Linked DNA regions of Homo sapiens: region 1 is linked to region 2. The links are chromatin contacts, found by Hi-C or POLR2A ChIA-PET in ENCODE. All regions are on one chromosome and are shown on one strand. The core of a region is the stretch at or near the end of the contact, and the rest is flanking DNA. Distances in the headings are between cores, read along the strand shown.

Region 1 (7,243 bases), core at 2,026-4,525, 240 kb before region 2:
GTCTGTGGCCTGTTAGGAATGGGGCTGCACAGCAGGAGGTCAGCAGTGGGCAAGTGAGCAAAGTTTCATCTGTATTAACAACAGCCCCTCCCCATCACTCACATTACCACCTGAGTTCTACATCCTGTCAGCTCAGAAGTAGCATTAGATTCTCACAGGTGTGCAAATCTTAATGTGAACTCCACATGCGAGGAATCTAGGTTGTGTGCTCCTTATGATTCTCTAATGCCTAATGATCTGTCACAGTTTCTCCCATTACCCCCAGATGGATCCATCTAGCTGCAGGAAAACAAGCTCAGGGCTCCTACTGATTTCTATATTATGGTGAGTTGTATAATTATTTCATTATATGTTACAATGTAACCATAATAGAAATAAAATGCACCACAAACGTAATGTGCTTGAATCATCCTGAAACCATCCCCTCTACCAGGTCCATGGAAAAACTGGCTTCCACAAAACCAGTCCCTGGTGCCAAAAAGGTTGGGAACCACCACTGTTCAAAAAGACATGAGTGTTTTTATTACCTTGCTCTTTTATTTGACGTATCTGTCTTACTGTTTCCTTTAAAATCGCACATTTATCTGGTTTGACATTGAAATTGTCAATATCACTAAGATTGGCAGATATCAGCTCAGCCAATTCTTCAATATATTTACTTTCCTGCTCCCGTCTCCGTTTTTCACCACTGCAGGTAAGACTAAGGGAAAAGGCGTAGAAAGGGGGGAAAGGAGACATAATATATATATCACAAAAGAGCTGTTAGCAGAATCAGCCCCTATACAACACTATTACATGATTACTTTTTTTTTTTTTTCCTCGAGACAGAGTTTTCGCTCTTGTTGCCCAGGCTGGAGTACAACGGTGCGACTTTGGCTCAATGCAACCTCCACCTCCAGGATTCAGGCAATTCTCCTGACTCAGCCTCCCCAGTAGCTGGGATTACAGGCATGCGCCACCACGCCTGGCTTATTTTTGCATTTTTAGTTGAGACGATGTTTCACCATGTTGGTCAGGCTGGTCTTGAACTCCTGACCTCAGGTAATCCACCCACCCTGGCCTCCCAGAGTGCTGGGATTACAGGCATGAGCCACCACACCCGGCCTATTATTTTCATATGTAAACAAACTAAACTCAGCCAATATAAACTATCAAAAATGCTGTCTTGGAGAAGTAGTACAACATAATAGAGATTCATGTAAACCTAAATTCAGTTCCATCTTTGTTAGCTAGGTGGCCTTGGGCAGAGTTAGCCTCAGTTACTTCATCTAGAAAATACGAATAAATCATCTTTACTTCTTAGAGATAATAAAACAACTAACAAATAAGAACAAAAACAGTGGTAGCTACTTATTAATGATGAAGTTTTATTCATTGTAGATTGATATTTTTCAACTAGCACATTAAACTTCAATTGACACTGACTTTGGCAAATACTTTAAAAGCTATAGAGTAGTGTTATATAGATTACATTATTTTGTTTCTAATTTTTAAGCTTCTCATTTCACTTGGTAAAAAAAAGGATGCAACCTCACAAATGACAAAATATCAACTTATAACCCATTCTTAAAAGATAGCAAAGATTCTTACTTATAACTGTCAGGCCTCTGAGACCAAGCCTGCACATATACATCCAGATGGTCTGAAGCAACTGAAGATCCACAAAAGAAGTGAAAATAGCCTTAACTGATGACATTCCACCATTGTGATGTTTCTGCCCCACCCTAACTTGATCAATGTACTTTGTAATCTCCCCCACCCTTAAGAAGGTTCTTTGTAATTCTCCCTACCCTTGAGAATGTACTTTGTGAGATCTAACCCCGCCCGCAAAACATTGCTCCTAACTCACTGCCTATCCCAAAACCTATAAGAACTAATGATAATCCCACCACCCTTTGCTGACTCTCTTTTTGGACTCAGCCTGCCTGTACCCAGGTGAAATAAACAGCCTTGTTGCTCACACAAAGTCTGGTGGTCTCTTCACACGGACGCACGTGACATAACCTTGGTCATCTATTCGTAACTCCTACCCCTCCTTCCATTCAGAAATTCTTATAGTACCGCGAATTGTTAATATTCTACCTTCTATATGAATCAGCAATAAAAAAAAAACTTCTATTACATCAAAAAGATGTCCATCTCATCAGTAACACTCTACTTACCACGAAGTGAAACCACCAAAAAATCTAACCAGAGAATGTAAATGGCAAGAAGTTAAAATGTTATCCTTAAACAAAGGCACAACAAGTGTGGTAAAGCACCAGGAAATAAGTCACCTACCCTTGTCCTGGAGTATCACATGGCAATTTGCGTTTTCGTGAATCACTGGCCAGTGGATCCAAGTTTTCTCCTAATCCACTCATCTTGAATATACATCAGCAACTAAGAGAGAATAATGAGAAATAAGATAAGTACATTAAAAAATATACATGACTCTATGAAGGTGTTATATGACTGAATGACTGCAACTTTTAATTCAGAACTACTTTCTCTAAACAGATAATTCTCAATATTCTTTTTCATAAATGACTATACTGAAGACAACCTCAGATTTCATATTCTAATATGAATTATGCAGAACGTATGTACTCCAAGACAGAAATGTTCCTCAAGTCCTACTAAAAATGTGTATCTTGCAGGGTGCGGTAGCTCATGCCTGTAGTCCCAGCACTTTGGGAGGTCGAGGCAGGTGGATCACCTGAGGTCAGGAGTTTGAGACCAGCCTGACCAACATGGTGAAATCCCGTCTGGCCAACATGGTGAAACCCCGTCTCTACTAAAAATAAAAAATTAGCCAGCCATGGTGGCAGGTGCCTGTAATCCTAGTTATTTGGGAGGCTGAGGCAGGAGAATCACTTGAACCGAGGGGTAGACGTTGCAGTGAGCCGAGATGGCACCACTGCACTCCAGCCTGGGTGACAAGAGCTAGACTCCGTCTCAAAAAAAAAAAAAAAAATTTGACTGATGGAAAAATAGTATGCTTTGGTTAAAATTTCATTGATGAAGAAGATAAATGTAGAGTACTTCTTGTTGAGAAAGATGATTTAAGACATCTACTAAGCCCTCATTTGCTAAGAATTTTATCTGTACTAAACTCTTGTTTAAAACAAGACGATCACTGTTGTAAAGAATTACATGTCAACCAAAGAAGTTCAACGATTCTAAACTAATTTTTATATATTAAAATGCATCTTGCATTCCAACTAAACTCTGAGACGTATGCTGGAGGACATAAATTTCCACTAGGTGGCAGAATGCTACCAGGAAGGAAGACAGATTTATAAAAATGAAAAAATTCACTCAAGATGCTGATCAAACTTCAAATGTGTAGCTTTAAAAAAAAAATCAAAAGCAAAAAAACAAAAAAAATAAAAATTTAAAAAATCACATGATCATAATATAAATCAGAAAATCTAGATTGCAACATTGTCTTTACAGATGCACTAAATATGTATTAAATTACCAAGAAAATTCATTCTATAACTTTGGTTGTAAAATGGAAAGGCTAAAAAGCTGAGATGATTTAAGTATTTGTTTTTTCCCCATGACAAGTTTAAATGAAGGACAGAAAAAGACTTAAAATAACCTTTATTAGTAGTGGCTCACTATTATTAGTAGTGGCACAGTCAGATCACACAATCTCAGGGGTATTGTATTTTCAAACGTGTCAATGTCACAAAAGACAAAGAAAGTCTGTAAACAGTCCAGATTTTAAAGGAAGCTATAAGAAAATGACAACTAAATGCAATATTTGATCCTAGACTGAATCCTGTGCTAGAGGGTAAGAAAATGCTATAAAGAATATTATTGGATCAACTGACAAAATTAGAATATGGACAATAGACATAAAAGTATGTTGTCAATATTAATACACTTAAGTTGATAAATGAACGACGGTTATTTAAGAGACCAATATTCTTAGTATAATATTTGGGGTAACAGGCTATTACATATGCAAATTATCCTCAGATGGTTAAGAAAAATTGCATATATAATGAGTGAGTGAATAAACCTGGGAATGGGGACAGGCAGAGCAAGGATGAGGAAGGGAGTTGACACTAGGTGAATCCTGACCCGGGGGGGAGATAAACGTAAAAACTCTTTGTACTATTTTCTTGCAACCTTGCTTTAAGTTTAAAATTATCCTCAAATAAAAGAGTTTTAAACTTAAAGGTATGTTCGGTTTTGATTTTCCAATTTTCATATTTAAAAAGAGTAGCTCAAGTAATCCCAGTGCTTTGGGAGGCTCAGGCAGTTTGAGTTTGAGGCACTTGAGTTTGAGACCAATCTGTGCAACACAGTAACACCCTGTCTCTACAAAATTTTTTTAAAAATAAGCCAGGCATCATGGTGCACACCTATAGCATTAACTACTTAGGAATAAAACAGGAAGACTGCTTGTTTGAGGAGTTTGAGGCTGCAGTGAGTTATGATCACGCCAATGCACTCCAGACTGGGTGACCGAGTGAGACTCTGTCTCTTAAAAACAATAATAATAATAAATTGAATAATTAAAGAGCCAGGTGCAGTGGCTCACGCCTGTAATCCCACCACTTTGGGAGGCCGAGGCGGGTGAATCACAAGGTCAGGAGATCGAGACCAGCCTGGCCAATATGGTGAAACCCTGTCTCTACTAAAAATACAAAAATTAGCTGGGCGTGGTGGCAGGCGCCTGTAGTCCCAGCTACTTGGGAGGCTGAGGCAGGAGAATCGCATGAACCCGGAAGGCGGAGGTTGCAGTGAGCTGAGATCCCGCCACTGCACTCCAGGCCTGGGTAACAGAGTGTGACTCCATCTCAAAAAATAAAAATAAAAAGAATAGTGATTCCATTCCTTAAGTACAAAAATAGAATAATTCTTGTTATGTCTCTATAATTGGTTTTATATTTGTTTCATTCAAAGGTGATTTTTAAATTGAATGGCAAACTATCCATTGAGTAATAACTTTTTTTTTTTTTTTTTTTTAAAGACAGGGTCTTACTGTGTCACCCAGGCTGAAGTGCAGTGGCACAATCTCAGCTCACTGTAACCTCGGCTTCCCAGGCTCAAGCAATCCTCCTGCCTCAGTATCCCAAGTAGCTGGGACAACAGGTGAGCACCACCACACCCAGCTAATTTTTGTATTTTTTGGAGAGACAGGGTCTCACTATGTTGCCCAGGCTGGTCTTGAACTCCTGGGTTCAAGTTATCCGCCTGCCTCAGCCTCCCAAAGTGCTGGGATTACAGGCATGACCCACCACACCCAGCCTACATTTCTTTATTTTAAATATGTAATTTATTCCACATTCTAGATATTATTTCCTTACTTTGGCTTTTGTTTATAAGCTGAATCCCTGAAACAAATGGAGAAACTATTCCATGGATAACAGCACTTCTTTAATTTGAAAGATAAAATTTTGCCTATATTCTCAATATTATTTCCTTTGTTATTAAATATAAGTTGAATACTCAGTAAGGAGTAAGGGGCCTACCATGTAATAGGTGGTCAATATATGTCTTGAATAAATATTGAATAAATATAAAAGCAACATTCAACCTACTAAATCATAGTTTAGAAATTTCCTTTATTCTGATCTATAACAATCATTCAATGCAATCCTACTGCATTAAACTTTTTAAATGTTTACTTCTACAGTTGATATAGTGTTACAATAAATTCTGACAGCATAAATTAAATCAATAGAAAAACTAAGTCATGACAATCTCTTAATATGCAAAAAAATTAATAAGCACAAATATCAGTTTAAACCAGAAATGCAGATCATTTGTGTTAAGCCAATGTTTATGTGCATATAATGAAACCTAAATATGTCGAGCTATGTCCATAGACACATGCAGCTTTTTCTCTTGATCTCACAAAACAAGCTACACTGTACACATAAGCCTGTGCAATCTTCCTGCTACCAAACTTACTCCTTCAGAGTCCAACCTAATTATCCAAAAAGGTACTAAGGGAAGGCCGGGTGTGGTGCCTCATGCATGTAATCCCAGCACTTTGGGAGGCCAAGATGGGCGAATCACCTGAGGTCGGGAGTTCGAGACCAGCCTGACCAACATGGAGAAACTCCATCTCTACTAAAAATACAAAATTAGCCAAACGTGGTGGTGCATGTCTGTAATTCCAGCTACTCAGGAGGCTGAGACAGGAGAATTGCTTGAACCTGGGAGATGGAGGTTGCAGTAAGCCAAGATTGGGCCATTGGCACTCCAGCCTAGGCAGCAAGAGTGAATTCTGTCTATAAAAAAAAAAAAAAAAAAAAAACTAAGGGAAAATAATAACTTAAAATCATGAAAAAGGTGTTTACCCGAACATAAAGGTATAATTGTTTAAGATATAAAATATTTCTATCTTATTTTTTGTTTTGTTTTGCTTTTGAGACAAGAGTCTCACTCTGTCACCCAGGCTGGAGTGCAGTGGCATGATCTCAGTTCACTGCAACCTCCGCCTCCCGGGTTCAAATGATTCTCGTCTCAGCCTCCCGAGTAGCTGAGATTATAGGTGTGTGCCACCACGCCTGGCTAATTTTTGTATTTTCAATAGAGACAGGGTTTCACCATGATGGCCAGGCTGGTCTCGAACTCCTGACCTCAACTGATCTGCCCACGTCAGCCTCCCAAAGCGCTGCAATCACAGGCATGAGCCACCATGTCCAGTCTCTATCTTGGGTTTTTTAGGAACAGGTTGGACAGATTTGTAGTTCTTAATTAGACATGGACAAAACTTAGGTACATTTACTGTACAACTGTATAAGATACCACAATGTCTAAGAGTAAATGACAAATTGTTTTATAACAAAAAGCAAAGTAGAGCAAACATCTCCTGAATTTCATTAAACTAAAGAAAATGTTCAACATGAGAAATAAAAAAGCATTTCTGGTCCCCAAAATAATAATTTCAATATATACAATAATTCCTGAGCACAAATGACTATGACTAACCCTTCAGGTACAGTTTTCTATTTGGTATTAATCTTAGCTATAAACAAAAAATCAAAAATGGCATTTGTTTTAGTTGCCACGCCTGTTATCTCCTTCTCACTGGGAGGATATGCTATTTTGGTAGATTAAGATATAAAAGGTAAATGCCTAGCACAGACACAATAGATCTAGATCACTTTCAGTCAACAGTCAAGAATGAAGATGAGAGAGGGGAATAAGGCAGGTACCAAGACCATGAAGTTCTTAACCGGTAAGAAACATGGAACAGTAACTACCTGAGACTAGCTTACATTTTTACATCTTA
Region 2 (7,543 bases), core at 4,025-6,524:
GTGACAGAGCGAGACTCCGTCTCAAAAAATAATAATAATAATAATAATTTTTTTTAAATTAAAAAATTAGGCCAGGTGCAGTGGCTCATGCCTGTAATCCCAGCACTTTGGGAGGCCGAGGTGGGTGGATCACCTGGGGTCAGAAGTTCGAGACTAGCCTGGCCAACATGGTGAAACCCTGTCCCTACTAAAAATATAAAAATTAGCCAGACATGGTAGCATGCACCTGTAATCCCAGCTACTTGGGAGGCTGAGGCAGGAGAATTGCTTAAACCCGGGAGGTGGAGGTTGCAGTGAGCTGAGATGTTGGCATTGCACTCCAGCCTGGGTGACAAGCAAGACACTCCATCTCAAAAAAAAAAAAAAAGAAACTCAGGCGTGGTGGGGGACACCTGTGGTCCCAGCTACTTGGGAGGCTGATGCAGGAGGATCCAGGCTGCAGTGAGCTGTGATCACACCACTGCACTTCAGCCTGAGTGACAGAGCAAGACCCTATTTCAAAAAAAAAATTTGGTTTTTATTCTTTTTTTTTTTTTTTTTTTGAGACAGAGTCTTGCTCTGTCGCCCAGGCTGGAGTGCAGTGGCGTGATCTCAGCTCACTGCAAGCTCTGCCTCCCGGGTTCACGTCATTCTCCTGCCTCAGCCTCCCGAGTAGCTGTGACTACAGGCACCCGCCACCATGCCCGGTTAATTTTTTTGTATTTTTAGTAGAGATGGGGTTTCACCGTGTTAACCAGGATGGTCTCGATCTCCTGACCTCGTGATCCGCCCATCTCGGCCTCCCAAAGTGCTGGGACCACAGGCGTGAGCCACTGCACCTGGCCAATTTGGTTTTTATTCTGGTTGTCCTGGATAAAAATGTTGAATTTTAAGTAGAAGACTGGCGTGACTTGATTTACTTTTTCAGATCTGCCTGACTGCTGAGTGGAAAAGTGATTCATGGGCCACGGGTGGAGACAGAGAGACTAAAAGATGGGAGCAGTAGAGATGGGGGTGAGGGTGGGAGCCCTCAATGCTTGCTAATGGCCTGGAAGCCAAGTGAGAGGAAAAAGAGAACAAGGACCACTCCTTACTCTCATCCTTATGAAGCCGTATGGAAGGGGCAGAGGGTGGGACAAGAGCCAGTCAAGAGTTCTGTTCTGGACAATTGATGGCTGAGAACGCCAGCCAGTCTGTAGATTTGGATGTGTGCAGGAGACAGGAGATATGAATAGGGAAGTCATCAGCATGGAGATGCTATTTAAAATCTTGGCACTGAACCAGATTATCTAGAAACAAGGCAAGACCCAGGCCCCAAATCCTGGGACGATACAAGGTGTCAACATGCACTTAAATCTTTTTTTTTTTTTTTTCGAGACGGAGTCTTGCCCTGTCACCCAGGCTAGAGTGCAGTGGTGCGATCTTGGCTCACTACAACCTCCACCTCTCAGGTTCAAGCAATTCTCCTGCCTGGGATTACAGGGGCCTGCCCACCATGCCCCACTAATTTTTGTATTTTCAATAGAGATGGGGTTTCACCATGTTGGCCAGGCTGGTCTCGAACTCCTGACCTCAAGTTATCCGCCCGCCTCAGCCTCCCAAAGTGCTGGGATTACAGGCGTGAGCCACCGTGCCCGGCAAATCTTACTGTCTTATCTAGCTAGACACCTCTGGGGATGTCATTCCACAGAGGGTCCCATTTCTCTGCTCCTTTGTTTAGTAAAATTTCTCGAAGGCATGTTTATCGCTACCATCTCCCCTTTCTCTCCTGTTCCTGTTCTCTCCTCAATGGACTCTATCAGGCTGAAATAAGTATTTCAGGTTTTTCTTTTCTTTTCTTTTCTTTTTTTTTGAGACAGTGTCTGGCTTTTTTTTTTTTTTTTTTTTTTTTTTTTTGAGTCTCGCTCTGTCACCCAGGCTGGAGTGCAGTGGCATGATCTCGGTTCACTGCAAGCTCCGCCTCCCAGGTTCACGCCATTCTCTTGCCTCAGCCTCCCGAGTAGCTGAGACTACAGGCACCTGCCACCACACCCGGCTAATTTTTTGTATTTTTAGTAGAGACGGGGCTTCACTGTGTTAGCCAGGATGGTCTTGATCTCCTGACCTCGTGATTTGCTCACCTCGGCCTCCCAAAGTTCTGGGATTAGGTGTGAGGGTCTGGCTCTTTCTCTTAGGCCAGAATGCAGTGGTGCTATCACGGCTCTCTGCAGCCTCCACCTTCCAGACTCAAGCGATCCTCCCGCCTCAGCCTCCCTAGTAGCTGGGACTACAGGCATGTGTTACCACACTGGGCTAATTTTTTTAATTTTTAGTAGAGATGGAGGGTCTCACTCTGTTTCCTAGGCTGGTCTTGAATTCCTGGGCTCAAGTGACCTTCCTGTCTCGGCATCCCAAAGTGCTGGGATTTCAGGCATGAGCCACCGTGCCTGGCCTATTTAGATTTTTTTTTTTGAGACTGAGTTTCGCTCTTGTTGCCCAGGCTGGAGTGCAATGGTGCGGTCTCGGTTCACTGCAACCTCTGCCTCCCAGGTTCAACCGATTTTCCTGTCTCAGCCTCCTCAGTAGCTCTGGGATTGCAGGCGTGCACCACCACACCTGACTAATTTTTGTATTTTTAGTAGAGACAGGGTTTCACCATGTTGGCCAAGCTGGTCTTGAACTTCTGACCTCAGGAGATCCCCCTGCCTTGGCCTCCCAAAGTGCTGGGATTACAGGCATGAGCCAGCACACCCGGCCCAGATTTTGCCTGGTTTCAGTCAGCCAAGACCACACTTCTGCACTCCAGCCTGGGCGACAGAGCAAGACTGTCTCAAAAAAAAAAAAACACTGCGTTTATTTCAGGCCAGACATGGGGGCTCACACCTGTAATCCTAGCACTTTGGGAGGCCCAGACAGGAGGATTGCTTGAGCTGGGGAGTTCAAGACCAGCCTGGGCAACATAGCAAGACCCTGTCTCTATAAACAAAAAATAAAACAAAATAAGTTGATTTAATAAAAACTGTCGAATTAATAACAGGGTAAGTGGTTCTTGGATATGAAGAGATACATCCCACTCCATCATCAACAGTCTAGTCTAGGCCAGGCGTGGTGGCTCACACTTGTAATCCTAGCACTTTGGGAGACTGAGGTGGGAGGACTGGCTGAGGTCTGGAGTACAAGACCAGCCCAGGCAACATAGCAAGACCCCATCTCTACAAAAAAAATTTTTTTAACAACTCAAGCTGGGCGCAGTGGTTCATGCCTGTAATCTTAGCACTTTGGGAGGCCAAGATAGGAGGATCCCTTGAGCCCAGGAGGTCGACACCAGCCTGGGCAACATAGAGAGACCCCATCTCTCTCTTTTTTGGGGGTGAGGGGGACGGAGTCTTGCTCTGTCACCCAGGCTGGGGTGCAGTGGTATGATCTTGGCTCACTGCGACCTTCGCTTCCTGGGTTCAAGTGATTCTCATGCCTCAGCCTCCCAAGTAGCTGGGATTACAGGCCACCATGCCCAGCTAATTTTTGTATTTTTAGTAGAGAGGGGGTTTCACCATGTTGGCCAGGCTGGTCTCCAACTCCTGACCTCTACCTCCCAAAGTGGTGGGATTACAGCATGAGCCACCACGCCCAGCACCATATTTATTTTTATTTTTTTTCTTTCTTTGAGACAGTTTCATTCTTGTCGCCCAGGCTGGAGTGCAATGGCACAATCTCGGCTTGCTGGAACCTCAGCCTCTCAGGTTCAAGCAATTCTCCTGCCTCAGCCCCCCAAGGAGCTGGGACTACAGGCGCGTGCCACCATGCCCAGCAAATTAGTAGAGATGGGGTTTCACCACGTTGGCCAGGCTGGTCTCAAACTCCTGACCTCAGGTAATACACCCCACTAGGCTTCCCAAAGTGCTGGGATTACAGGCGTGAGTCACTGTGCCTGGCCCTTATTTTTTTAATTTAAAAAAAAAAAAAGGCCGGGCGCAGTGGCTCACGCCTGTAATCCCAGCACTTTGGGGGGCCAAGGCAGGCGGATCACAAGGTCAGGAGATCGAAACCATCCTGGCTAACATGGTGAAACCCCGTCTCTACTAAAAATACAAAAAACTAGCCGGGCGTGGTGGCGGGCACCTGTAATACCAGCTACTCGGGAGGCTGAGGCAGGAGAATGGCGTGAACCCAGGAGGCGGAGCTTGCAGTGAGCCAAGATGGCGCCACTGCACTCCAGCCAGGGCAACAGAGCGGGAGACTCCGTCTCAAAAAAAAAAAAAAAAGAACTCAAACATGTTAGAGAAACACACCCACGCCCCGGGGGCTTTGCTCTTACCATTCTCTCTGCCTGGAACACTTCTTCACCAGATACCTGCTCTTTCTCCTCACTCCGGGTTTTGCTTAAGTGTCATCTCAATGACATCTCTTTATTAAGTGTCATCTATTTTCCATGTGTTCTACCTATTGATGTATTCATTCATTCACTGTTCTAGGGCAGGAGGCATCCGTGAAGGCAAAGATTCTGTCTGTTCTGCTGATTTCGGTGGTCCCAGCACCCAGAATAGTACTGCACGCAAAAGCTTATCTGTTGAATGAATAATGTGTGAACGAATGCACTAGGTTATGAATCGGGCACCGGCATTCAGGGAGCACGCCGGACTCTCATCACAACACTATAGCTTTAGTACTGAAAATTCCTCCGCCGGGCGCGCTGGCTCATACCTGTGATCCCAGCACTTTAGGAGACCAAGGTGGGTGGATCACCTGAGGTCAGGAGTTTGAGACCAGCCTGGCCAAACGTGGCGAAACCCCGTCTCCACTAAAAATACAAAAATTAGCTGGTGCACGCCTGTAATCCCAGCAACTCAGGAGGCTGAGGCAGGAGAATCACTTGAACCCGGGAGGCAGAGGTTACAGTGAGCCGAGATCACGACATTGCACTCCAGCCTTGGCGACAAAAGTGAAACACCGTCTGAAAGAAAAAAAAAAAAAAAGAAAGAAAATTCCTCAGCAGAAGTCTTTGGGAAGGTCAAAGGTGAAACTCCGAATTGTTCTCAGCTGTGCTTTAACCATTCCAGCCCCCTGAGAGCCCCAGGGCTCGGTCCGCCGCCCTTCCTTTACATTCCTGAGCTCTGAAGTCCCCACCTCCTTTCAGCACCCTGAGTTCTTTCCTAGGATGGAATGGACTGAATAATATTTTCCATGTTAGTGATGGGGTCCAAGAATGTCCATGACGCATGAGACCAGAGCTCCCAGCCCGGAGAATGGAACGCTGCTCTCTCTGGAGCCACCAGGGGGCGCCATTTCTCCACGGAGTTTCGCGAAGGCCGCGCCGCAAGAAGCTGCTCTCCCAGCAGGAGGCGAGGCTCTTTGCCTGTTGCAGGGTTGGGTATGTCGGCAGGATTTGGAAGTGCTCAAGCAGGTGGTGGGAGAGCTTGCTTTGATGCTCCCAAAGAAAGTGTTGCCCAGGTTCTCTCCTGCTTGTAATTAGACCTGTGTTCCACCCCAGACTTTGGCTGCAGCTGCGTGACCCTGGACAATTCACTGTGAATGTTGCAGCCGTGGTAACCTCATCCATAAGAACACTGGGACCCCATGGGATTGTGTGTGGACACAGTGAGATGAAAGCTTGCAGGCACCAACCATTGCTCTGAAATGGGAGCCAGTGATGGGATCAGAGGTTGTTAATTATACTAGTAATCAACTGAGCCCTGGTTCTCAAAGCCTGTTCCCTGGATCAGCAGCAGCACCTGCTAAATTCTGATGGCGTTTGATAGAAATGCAAATTCTCAGCCCCACTTCCCCCAAAGTCCTTGATTGAATTTATTAATCTGCCGGGTGTGATGGCTCACGCCTGTAATCCCAGCACTTTGGGAGGCCGAGGCGGATGGATCACCTGAGGTTAGGAGTTCAAGACTAACCTGGCTAATGTGGTGAAACCCCCGTCTCTACTAAAAATACAAAAATTAGCTGGGCGTGGTGGCACCTGTAATACAAAAATTAGCTGGGCGTGGTGGCGGGCCCCTGTAATCTCAGCTACTTAGGAGGCTGAGGCAGGAGAATCGCTTGAACCAGGGAGGCTAAAGTTGCAGTGAGCCGAGATCATGCCATTGCACTCCAGCCTAGGCAATAAGAGTGAAACTCTGTCAAAAAAAAAAAAAAAAAAAAAAAAGAGTTTCTTAATCAAAAGGCCTGAGAATTTCAAGAAATGCAGATTCTCAAATCTTTCAACTGAGAAACTTGGTGGGGGTGAGTCCCTCAATCAGTGTTTAGCAAGCTGCCCACGTGCTTCTGATGCCTGCTCAAGTCTGCTTAGAGCAGTAGGGACTTCTCCTGTAGGGGTTTGGAACACAATACCCCAAATTACAGCACTTTGGCAAACTGAGCATTTGAAGCTGAAGGAATTTGAGGAAACCATAGAAGCAGGAAGGTCACTCTCTGACCTTCTCCTGCCTTCCTCTTCTGCAGTGGGCCACTCAAGGTTTCTCTGACCTGCCTCTCCTGAAAGTAGGCCCCAAGCCCCTCATTCCAGAGGGGGTCCGGTCCTGTCCGTGGAGACCATGAAGACTAAACTCACAGGCCTTGCTAAGTTCCCACTGTGTACATCATTGGATCAAACCCTTTTGTCCTCCTGTGACACTGCTGCTTGACTGTCCATAAAAACACAGGTGCCCTGGGTCACGGTTCTTCACTTTGGAAGACTCCTGAGTCACTCAAAACTTGGGTTAAATAAATTTGTCATGCTTATCTCTTGTTAATCTGTCTTTAGGGGTGTTAGCCATGAACCTTGTGATGGGTGAGGAAAAGGTACTTTTTCTTCCCTACAGCCCTAAATCATAGTTAGTTAGGAGTGGAGCTGAAATTGAAAAAAATTAAAAAATTAGATTTACTGCCTGCAAAGCTACAACCCAGGATATGGTGTGCGTGTATATCCCATTAGTGATGGACATGCCAAAATGCCTCCCCTCCCCCTGCTTTTTTTTTTTTTTTTGAGACGGAGTCTCACTCTGTTGCCCAGGCTGTAGTGCAGTTGTGCCATCTCAGCTCACTGCAACCTCCTCCTCCCGGGTTCAAGCGATTCTGCCTCAACCTCCCAGGTAGCTGGGATTACAGGCGTTTGCCACTGTGCCGGGCCAAAATGCCTCTTTTTGTTCTAGTTTAAACTTGTAGTTTTCTAGAACAGTGGCGCTCAACCGTGGCTACACATTAGAATCAGCTGGGGCTCTTTAAAAACTATATCAACCTGGGTGCGGTGGCTCACACCTATAATCCCAGCATTTTGGGAGGCCGAGGCGGGTGGATCACTTGAGGTTGGGAGTTTGTGACCAGCCTGGCCAACATGGTGAAACCCCGTCTCTACTAAAAATGCAATAAAATTAGCCGGACATGGTGGCAGGTGCTTATAATCCTAGCTACTTGGGAAGCTGAGGGAGGAGAATTGCTTGAACCTTTGAGGCGGAGGTTGCAGTGAGCGCAGATCGCACCATTGCATTCCAGCCTGGGTGACAGAGCGAGACTACAACTCAAAGAAACAAAAAAAAAAAACAACAAAAATCAAATGCTTGGTCGTCTCCCCAGACCAATTAATCCACAATTTCTGGAAGAC

The links. Hi-C counts contacts between places; a loop is a spot of excess contacts on that map. ChIA-PET counts read pairs that join two places held with the same protein, here RNA polymerase II (POLR2A). Pooled maps may share reads with other maps.
Region 1: a map of natural killer cell shows a loop between it and region 2 (19-fold over the local background). The contact joins two enhancer-like sites. A Hi-C loop is called at or near these places in 103 of 168 maps with a recorded cell type or tissue (A673, B cell, CD14-positive monocyte and 60 more), 36 of 37 single-sample maps with no recorded cell type and 50 of 50 pooled maps. POLR2A ChIA-PET finds 5 or more read pairs at or near these places in 18 of 52 experiments (A549, CD4-positive, alpha-beta T cell, CD4-positive, alpha-beta memory T cell and 15 more).

Annotation. Positions count from the first base shown.
Region 1 is chr20:47,617,368-47,624,610 of GRCh38, reverse strand. It overlaps NCOA3 (nuclear receptor coactivator 3), which reads right to left. Exons shown (of 23, transcript NM_181659.3): 3 at 2,281-2,382; 4 at 528-700. The coding sequence starts at 2,363. Among named protein-coding and RNA genes, the nearest start is that of NCOA3, 120 kb to the right of the region's middle. Within about 2 kb of position 3,275, at least 2 of the 41 ENCODE cell types and tissues checked have a DNase peak (open chromatin) inside an H3K27ac peak, as active enhancers do.
Region 2 is chr20:47,381,907-47,389,449 of GRCh38, reverse strand. LINC01754 (long intergenic non-protein coding RNA 1754) reads left to right here. Exons shown (of 3, transcript NR_146496.1): 3 at 4,431-6,684. Among named protein-coding and RNA genes, the nearest start is that of LINC01754, 26 kb to the left of the region's middle. RefSeq lists an enhancer at 5,203-6,055. Within about 2 kb of position 5,274, at least 10 of the 41 ENCODE cell types and tissues checked have a DNase peak (open chromatin) inside an H3K27ac peak, as active enhancers do.